2 separate regions of the Mus musculus genome follow, and region 2 is linked to region 1. Evidence: chromatin contacts called from ENCODE POLR2A ChIA-PET data. All regions are on one chromosome and are shown on one strand. Each heading gives the region's core, a stretch centred on a gene start or an enhancer-like site at or near the end of the contact. The rest is flanking DNA. Distances are from core to core; before and after follow the strand shown.

The links. ChIA-PET counts read pairs that join two places held with the same protein, here RNA polymerase II (POLR2A).
Region 2: POLR2A ChIA-PET joins it to region 1 with 67 read pairs in embryonic stem cell. The contact joins the enhancer-like site here to the promoter of 4930509E16Rik in region 1. POLR2A ChIA-PET finds 5 or more read pairs at or near these places in 5 of 5 experiments (Patski and embryonic stem cell).

The regions. Positions count from the first base shown.
Region 1 is chr9:72,529,619-72,534,026 of GRCm38, forward strand. It overlaps 4930509E16Rik (RIKEN cDNA 4930509E16 gene), which reads right to left and starts at 2,240. Exons shown (of 3, transcript NR_045735.1): 1 at 2,192-2,240. Rfx7 (regulatory factor X, 7) reads left to right here and starts at 2,622. Exons shown (of 9, transcript NM_001033536.1): 1 at 2,622-3,362. The coding sequence starts at 3,202.
Region 2 is chr9:72,637,814-72,642,221 of GRCm38, forward strand. No RefSeq gene overlaps it. Among named protein-coding and RNA genes, the nearest start is that of Gm23057, 6.6 kb to the left of the region's middle. RefSeq lists an enhancer at 1,281-3,653. Within about 2 kb of position 2,303, at least 1 of the 3 ENCODE cell types and tissues checked has a DNase peak (open chromatin) inside an H3K27ac peak, as active enhancers do.

The DNA of each region.
Region 1 (4,408 bases), core at 990-3,489:
ATGCACATAAAATAAAATAAGTAAAACTTTAAAAGAAAATACTAGAAAAAAGTTAATAACTGAATTTAAATGTTATTTACTAAACACCTACGAGCCATGAATTACGTCCCAGGACTGCTACCACACATTACTCTGCTTCAGAGGTATCCACAGCCACTTTGTCAATTCTCTTGTTAGACCACTGCAGTGGGTTACAAATCACTCTCCATGCTGTCTCTGACTGTAAAACCAGAGTTTTCCTTCCCAGCTCAATTGGCATTCCTCAGACTGTTTTTTTCCCCATTGTCATACACACCCTCGAGGGGAAGTTTACACTTTCCGTGACTGGGATCTGCTCATAACCAATGCTATCTTAAAAATTCATATTCACTAAAATGTTTTCTATTCACTCCCATGGGGGTGAACTGAAACTGAGAAAATGAGCCACCATGATTCTAAGTTGGCCTTTACTCTCTGGGTTTGCCCTGAATCCCTACCCAAGGTTTAAGGTAACTTTACCACTTTTTTTTTTTTCAAGTTTCTTTAAAGCATAGTTTATTTAAATTCAGTCTCCTATGAAAACTGTAACAAAGCCCAAATTTACCTCTCAGATGTTAAGTGTGAGCAATGATCTTTCTTTTCCTGAAAGGGTGTCTCATTCTGGCAAGAGGATGTCTTCAGTCTGTCGCTATATGAAAACCCTCTCATGGCTGGTTGAACCTAATGCTTCCAGATGTCTGCTCCAACTGCCATGCTGCCAGTCCCCAAGGCCCTAAGTCGCCGTAAACGCACTCTGTTCAGAATCGCCGCTAGAGGGCAAATCGGGGCTGTAACTCTGCTGAGCCCTCTAGCGGTGACTGTGGGATGCGTGGCTCTTTATGGAACCTATTAAAAACTGAAAAGTTGCACTCGGGAAGCCAGCCTGTGTGACACCGGTAGTGAAGTTATTTTAAAGACATCTCGGTTCTCAACTTCCTTTTCTTAAGGTCTTTAGCAGGTCCTAGTTACCTTTCTTTGTTGATTCTCCCCCTCCCCCCCCTCCCCGAATGTGGCAATGTGAGGCCATCACTCTTCGGGTTTAAAAAAAAAAAATTAGAAAAAGGGGTCTGGGCCACTTTTCCCATTGTCTTTTTATATCATCTTCCCCGTGAATACAGAATTATAAATATGCATTCTGGAACACAGTCTGGATCCTCAGGAGGAAACTGTATTTTGCAAGGGTGTCCTTGCCTCCACCCATCCAGGTGCAAACATTCAGAGTATGGGCTTCCAGTCTGTATGAACCAGGCCTGAGGCCACATGGACAAAGCAAGAGAGTTTCAGGCCAAGGCAGGGAACAGAGCACTCAAAAGACCACGCAATCCAAGCCAATCAGATTCACCACCCACTAGAAGTCTGAAAGGTGGCAGGGCCTCCTAGCTCAAAGTCCATCCAGGAAAGTGGCCAGAAAATCTGACAGGGCCAAGTCTGATAGAAACACTGTCAGAGAAGTTACGGGCTGGGAGGCTCATTACAGCCACAGGCACTGAGAAAGGTCAGTGCGAGCTGTGCAGCTGTTCCATCTGGTGCCAGAGGCTTTGGCTGCTGTCTTCTACACCCAGGCGCTTAGCCTTCCTGACCAGCCCCACCTAGAAAAGCTAATTCTTCTGCTCTTCTAAGAGGAATGATTTGTTGGAGGCAGGGAGTCTCACTCTCAGCCAGCAAAGCTGTCTATGAATGGGAAGGGGGCGAAATGGTGGGCAGTCTCTGGCTGGGGTGAGTTTAGATGGCTGCGAAGGAAGAGCTCTTGGCTGAAGCTCGCGCCTCCATGTTGTATTACATGTGTTCCTTTTGAGAAACAGGAGGGGCCTTGGCTGCCAGGGACCCTGACAAGCCGCGACTTGAGCTGTGTGTCTCCGAGCCTGGGCTGAATTGGGAGTGTAGAGCAGGGAGGGCACTCCTGGCATAGGGGGTGGGGTGGGGAACAGCATGGGCAAAGGCACCAAGGAAGAATGAATCTGCTGCGCGCTGAGGATGGCATGGAGACTTCACTGATTGGAGCTGGGAGTTCTTGCAGGGGGGATGGAGGCGGCTGTGATTGGACGGCTAAAGTGGGGCCAGATTTGGAGGGCTTTGAATGCCCGACCGAGGAGCACTTCCACCAGCTTGCCACTTGCCATTTTCCGACCAGACCGAGTAGGCTCGCTGCGCTAGCTCGTCGAAAAGCTCTCACCTGCTCCAGCTCAGTCCGGTGGCTGAGAGAGGAAGCAGTCCTGACTAGTAGAGGGGAAACGCTCGCGAGCGTGTAGTGGGGGCGGGAGGGCGTGTAGATTCGTTTCACCTTACACACTAGGAAGCGATCAATTCTCCCTTCCACGCCGCACGGTGGCACAGGTCCACTCCCTGCCGCCGTCACGCGAGCCCGCTCCCCGCCCCCAACACGCCCCCCCAACCCCCTCGGCCGCCGCAGCCACCCGACCGCTCCCTCGGGGCCCCCGCCGCGGCTTCCTGGGCCCGCGGCCCGTAGCCGCTCCGCTCCGCCCCGCGCGCTCCGCGCCCCCCTGCGGCCCCCGCGCCGCGCCCGCACACGCGCGTCCACGCCCCCCGGCCGCGCGGTAGGTGTTGTGCCGTCTGCGCCGGGCCGCAGTGCGGCTGCGCGCGCTGGGCTGCTCCGGGCTGGCAGGGCAGCAGTGGCCGCGGCGGCGGCGGGGCCGGGAGCGAGCGAGGGAGCGAGCGGCGTGGGGGAGCTCGGAGGCGCCAGGCCCCCGGGGGAGGGCGGCCGGGGAGGCAGGCCCCCCGAGAGACCCGTCGGGTTGGATTTTGGGGCCGAGGGGGCGCCCGACCACGGACCTCGTTCTTCAGACGCCCCCCAGCCCCGGCCGCTGACGGGGGGCTGAGGGGCGCCGCCATGCCTCTGCCGCGGTGACGCGCGGGGCCGTAAGGAGAACCGGGAGAGGAACCGTGACGAGAACCGCGAGGAGAACCGGGAGAGGAACCGTGACGAGAGCCGCGAGGAGCCGCGCGGTCTCCCCGGGGATGTCCCTCAGGCGGCCGGAGAAAGCGACTCACTCGAGCCCTGGGGTATAGGCCTAGCTTATCCAGCTTCCTTCCTTCCTCCTCTTCCTCCCCCTCCTCCTCCTCTTCCTCCCCTCCCCCTCCTCCTCCCCTCGTCGTCCTCCCCTCCGCGTCTCTTCCCTCACCCTTCCCCGCGCCCCCATCTTCCCTCCCTCCCCTCCAGCAGCGATGGCAGAGGAACAACAACAGCCGCCACCACAGCAGCTCGATGCCCCTCAGCAGCTTCCCCTCAGCGCCCCCAACCCCGGGGTGGCTCTGCCAGCCCTTGTGCCCGGGCTGCCAGGGACAGAGGCCAACGCTCTGCAACACAAGATCAAGAACTCCATCTGGTAAGAGGATCCTCCATCGCTGGGGTAGAACAGCCTAGGCACATTGCTGCTGCAAAGGGGATGGGGGGCGGCGGCGGCATCCGAAGGGGAGGCTAATGCATTCATTGAAGGTGGGTTTCCAGAGCCGGGTGCATGGCTGTGCCACCTCTGGACGGGGGAAGGTTGCACCCACCCCTGGTCTCCTTAGACACACACACACACACACACACACACACACACACACACACACACACACCATGCTTCCCTCTTCTCAATTGTAAGCAGATAAACAAGTTATTTGTGCATTTTTCCATATACAGTAAGGGAAATATGGGTCAAGATTAAGTCATTGCATGATAGTGGCATGAATTGGAAACTTGTAATGTAAAAAATGTGTTGACTCCTTTTGTAGTCATAGGAGGAGCAAGAAGTGTATTGTGAATTTTGACCAAACAAGACATTGCATTAATATGCAGCACAAAAACCTAACATGTCTTTTTCATTCAATTGGATTAGCTGCTTTTTCTGGATGGTTTTGCCTCCTTTATTCTCGCACTTAATTTCCCTTCTAGGGAATTTATTCTTTGTATTGACTGTAAAGGAAATGCTTCTTTTGCACAAAGTATTTTATTTTAACGTAGAAATTTACAAGGTAAAGTGAAATTTTTTTAAATGTAAAAAAGCTCTTGCTATTTTGTGTAATTATTAAAAAGAGTCTAGATGGAACACTAGTCCTGTATTTTCTTGTATGGGAATTTGGGATATTTCAATGCTAATTGAACTCTTAGAGACTGATAACAATATTAATATATATACACAGAGTCAAGTCCATCTTCTATCAGAACCATTGCAAGTGTTCTTTAAATGTGAACTTGGCTTGTTTTGTAGGATTCTTTATTAACTGACCTTTTTTTAAAGCATAGCACTATTTTTAAAATGGAAAGGAATATATGGAATTTGGTCTAAGATTGCTTTTAATAGCAATTTTAAAATAGAATTAAGTATGATGTGAAAAAAATAGCCTTGATTTCTTTTGAGCATGAATCTAGCAGGTTCACCATTGACTA
Region 2 (4,408 bases), core at 1,053-3,552, 110 kb after region 1:
TCGAACTCAGAAATCCGCCTGCCTCTGCCTCTGCCTCCCAAGTGCTGGGATTAAAGGCGTGTGCCACCACGCCCGGCTCAGAGTGAACTTTTAAGCACACACACACAAAAAAAAACATATCTTGGTTTTGACATACTTTATTTAACAAGAACAGTTAGCCAGAAGTGAAACTACAGAAGCTAAAGAGACAGGTTAGTACATTTAGAGACTTTCCCAGAACTATGAGCTTTGAAGGATTAGGTCTTTGTTTTCATTTCAGTGGGTGGTGGTGTCTGCATGCTGAGTTTTATGGATGAATGGTACTTCCATCATGAAGTCAGATGTGCTAAGATCTAGGGGACTGTTATAGTAGCTGCTCCAAAGGAAGATGCACGGCCTGGGAGCCGAGAGAAGAGAGAAAACATTGGACCACTTTAGTACAGGGTAACATGCAATGACTGAAGTAGAAAGGCAGTGGAGACGGTGCAGAGACATTTTAGAGGCAGCCTGTATGTGTTCCAATAAATATGTATAAAATGGTAAAGTAAGAGAAAATGTAAACCCAAACTTACTTTTCCTACATTTTTCCACTATAAAAGTTACTCATACTATTAATTTGAGATGCTTAAAAATACAAAAGAGGGGCTGGAGAGATGGCTCAGTGGTTAAGAGCGCTGACTGCTCTTCTGAAGGTCCTGAGTTCAAATCCCAGCAACCACATGGTGGCTTACAACCATCTGTAATGGGATCTGATGCCTTCTTCTGGTGTGTCTGAAGACAGCTGCAGTGTACTTACATATAACCATAAATAATTCTAAAACAAAACAAAACAAAAAAAAGCCAGATGGTGCTTTTAATCCCAGCACTCTCCAGCCTGTTCATACAGTGAGTTCCAAGACAGCTAGGGCTACATGGAGAGAGTGAGTGAGAGAGAGAGAGAGAGAGAGAGAGAACGAGACATGGCACCATCTGCCTATACTCTGGACACTCAGAAGACTGCGTTTTGGGGATCACAAAGCTGGGCTAGGCTTGGCTATGTAGTAAGAACCTGTCTCAAAAGACCAAAATAATTATAATAATTATTATAATTCTAATAGAGCAATAATGTAAATTCACTTGCTGTAAATGAAAGGATATAGGTTACATAAAATGAGGATATTCAAATACTGTTATAAAGTTAACTCTAAAACATCAGCCTGTAAGTTTTATTAAGAGTCCATTACTTAAGCATCAAATGTATTCTGTTCCCATATGAAATATCCAGTTAAGACAGGGCTTAAAAACTGGTTACTTGGAATCTGATGTAGCTGCACAGGACCAAAATAGTCACAAGACTGTAACAGCTGAGAACTCTGCACAGGAGCAGACAGACCAGCAAATGGCTGCCCGTAAGGCAATATGACGGACACAGTACCTTTGGGGCTTTGGTAGCGAGAGGTTTTGAAATATGTTGATGTGCTTTTTATTTTTGTATTTCTTGCTCATGACTTTTACTCTAGTTTAAACATCACTGCTTTCAAAAGTTCTGGGGCTTTTATAGCTGGGACGCAAAGAATTACTCGTTTTCTCTTGAACATCATTTCAGAAGGTCTTCAAAGCCTGATCTCTCCATTATATTCTAATCAAGAAAACACTTCAAGAACCCTCAGTGAGCCAGGCAGTGGTGGCGCACACCTTTAATCCCAGCACTCGGGTGGCAGAGGCAGATGGATCTCTGAATTTGAGGCCAGCCTGGTCTGTCTACAGAGCAAGTTCCAGGATAGCCAGGCCTACACTGAGAAATTCTGTCTTAAAAAAGAACAAAGAAAGAAAAGAAAGAGGAGGGGGAGGGGGAGGAGCTTAGCTGTTAGAGTGTTTGCCTGGTATACACAAAGCCCCAGCTCCCTATAAACCAGACATGGTGATGCACACGTGACCTCAGCACTCAGGAGCTAAAGTAAATCAGCAACTCAGACACCCTCTGCTCCTAAGTGAATTTGAGGCTAACCTGGGATCCAGCAGATTGTCTCAAAATGGCAACAACAACAACAACAAAAACCCTTACGGGGGTGTGTGTGTGTGTGTGTGCGCGCGCGCGCGCGTGTGCAATACTGAACAGATAATTAGATGCACAAGAAACAGAGGCAGTGAGAAAGCAGACTGGACGCTGAAGATCTCTCAGAAACCGATTACAGCAAGACCAGAGAGGCTGGGAGATGATCCTAGGAGGAAGCTGGAGCCGCGGTGGAACGCGGCAGTGGCCAGCACTTTCCACAGCTAGCCCAGAAAATACCCAGACTTCTCCAGGCCCGGCTCGCACTGCTGTCTCGAGGGGATGGACCTAGCTAGGGTTTACAGATCATGTGACCTGCAAGCGGCTAGCTCCGGAGCTGAGAGGGGGATGGGGTGAGGGCAAGAATAACACGTTGCGCAAACAGGCTCAGGGCCTACTGGTTGATAAGAAGGGCCCGCTTGTTCTGTTTCAAACTTACGAAATATCCTCAAATATTTCGATCTGAGGCATGGTATAGTATAGTTTTTAATATAAACCATACGACCATGAGGTCATTGCAATTTCCTGTCACACACAAAAAGGCAATAAAAGACCTTCCTGGTTAGGGGGGAGGAGCCTAGGGAGAAAGCCAGAAGGGTGGAATTCTCCAGCTGGGTGAAAGGGAATCTTAGAGGAGAGGCAGCTCAGGCATTCTTTCTGTCTGGGGACTTGGAAAAACACCCCACACCGAAGGAGGGTTGCAAACAAAACAGCCGGGCTGGAGGAGGGTGGGAGAGCAGAGAGAAGTGGAGTTGGGGCGTGTGAGCTTCAAGGGGCCAGAATATCCTAGATAAATGTTACTGGATTTGAGGCCCCAGCCTGGGCCTCAAGAAAGTATGTTTCGACAACCGTCCTGAGTAAGCCAAAAAAAGCAGCCCAGTTAATAATGAAAACAGAAAGAAGAGATTTTTATTCAATGTGGTCACATTGAGAAGGACAAAGAACTCTAGTGAGCCCGTCCTGATGGAAGGTTCAGTTTTAAGTAGGGGCCAGGCTAAGCAAGCAGTCTGGGGCAGACTGTGGTCCCACCTACCGCTGTTCCTCCTTACCTCTCCCACAACGCAGTCTGACGAATTGTGGATCTCTTTCCTGATTTTATTTTTCCCCCTCTGACTTTCTCTTCTCCCAGCAAGAGCTTTTGGGGAAATTCCCGTTTACTGGGGCCCATTGTTTCAATAGTCTGCAGACCAGAGGGAAGGAAGGACACAGTGTTTCTTTAGAATACCAACCATCTCTGCTTGACTGGTTACAGTAGGTTTCGTGCCTTTGGTCGGGGTCCACAGCTACATTTGAAGACCTGTAGATCCCAAAGGGTTGGACGTAAGTCTGGGAGAGCTATACCCCAAGCAAGGGGCCACGGCAAATACAGGAGGCATCCAGGGCAGAAGATAGTAATCCCAAAAGCAAATGGTACCCACAGTAGAGAAAAGTACCTTAGTGGAGGCTAGCAAGCAGAGAGGGCAGAAGGGCCTCCCTCCTCAGTGCAGAACTAAGTGGTGTCACATACCCTCTGCCGCCTGCCACCTGCACTCAGCCTGAGGTATAAAGGGAAAGAATGCCTGAGGAGTTCCTAAAGATAGACTCTGAATTAATCCAAAAGGAAAGGTCTAGAGGTGGTGACATGTTCTTAAAGGGGCAGGGTGAAAGTTTCCACAACTTGTAGAATTGTGGGGTGTTCTGTTTTTTTCACTGACATATTAACAGAGTTAAATATCTTTGCCCTTGAGTCATTTTAACCATAAACTTCAAACCTGGTGCCTGTGTACACATTCAGACAAGTGTACCGGCCCCGAATTTAATTAAACACACACAGCTGAGTCAAGGTGCACACACCCAGTCCCAGATACTCATGAGGTTCTTTTAAAACCATCCTGTTCAACATGGTGAGACACTATCTGAAAAACAAAAACAAAACAAAAAAACAACCTTAGGGAACATACACAGGCACGCATAATAAATCTACACAGAGAACTTCACACACACACACACACACACACACACACACACACACACACACGAGAGAGAGAGAGAGGGAAAGAGAGAGAGAGAGAGGGAAAGAGAGAGAGAGAGAGTTCTGACTTTCGATCTCCTTTTTTGTACTAGGTTAGACCAGCTGCTCCCTTAAACAATGCATGACATTCTACTGGGTCAGTCAGCAATCATTTTGGGAAAGAAAACACATGTTGGCTTAAAAATTTCAAGCATGGGCTGGTGAGATGGCTCAGTGAGTAAGAGCACCCGACTGCTCTTCCGAAGGTCCGAAGTTCAAATCCCAGCAACCACATGGTGGCTCACAACCATCTGTAACAAGATCTGACTCCCTCTTCTGGAGTGTCTGAAGACAGCTACAGTATACTTACATATAATAAATAAATAAATCTTTAAAAAAAAAAATTC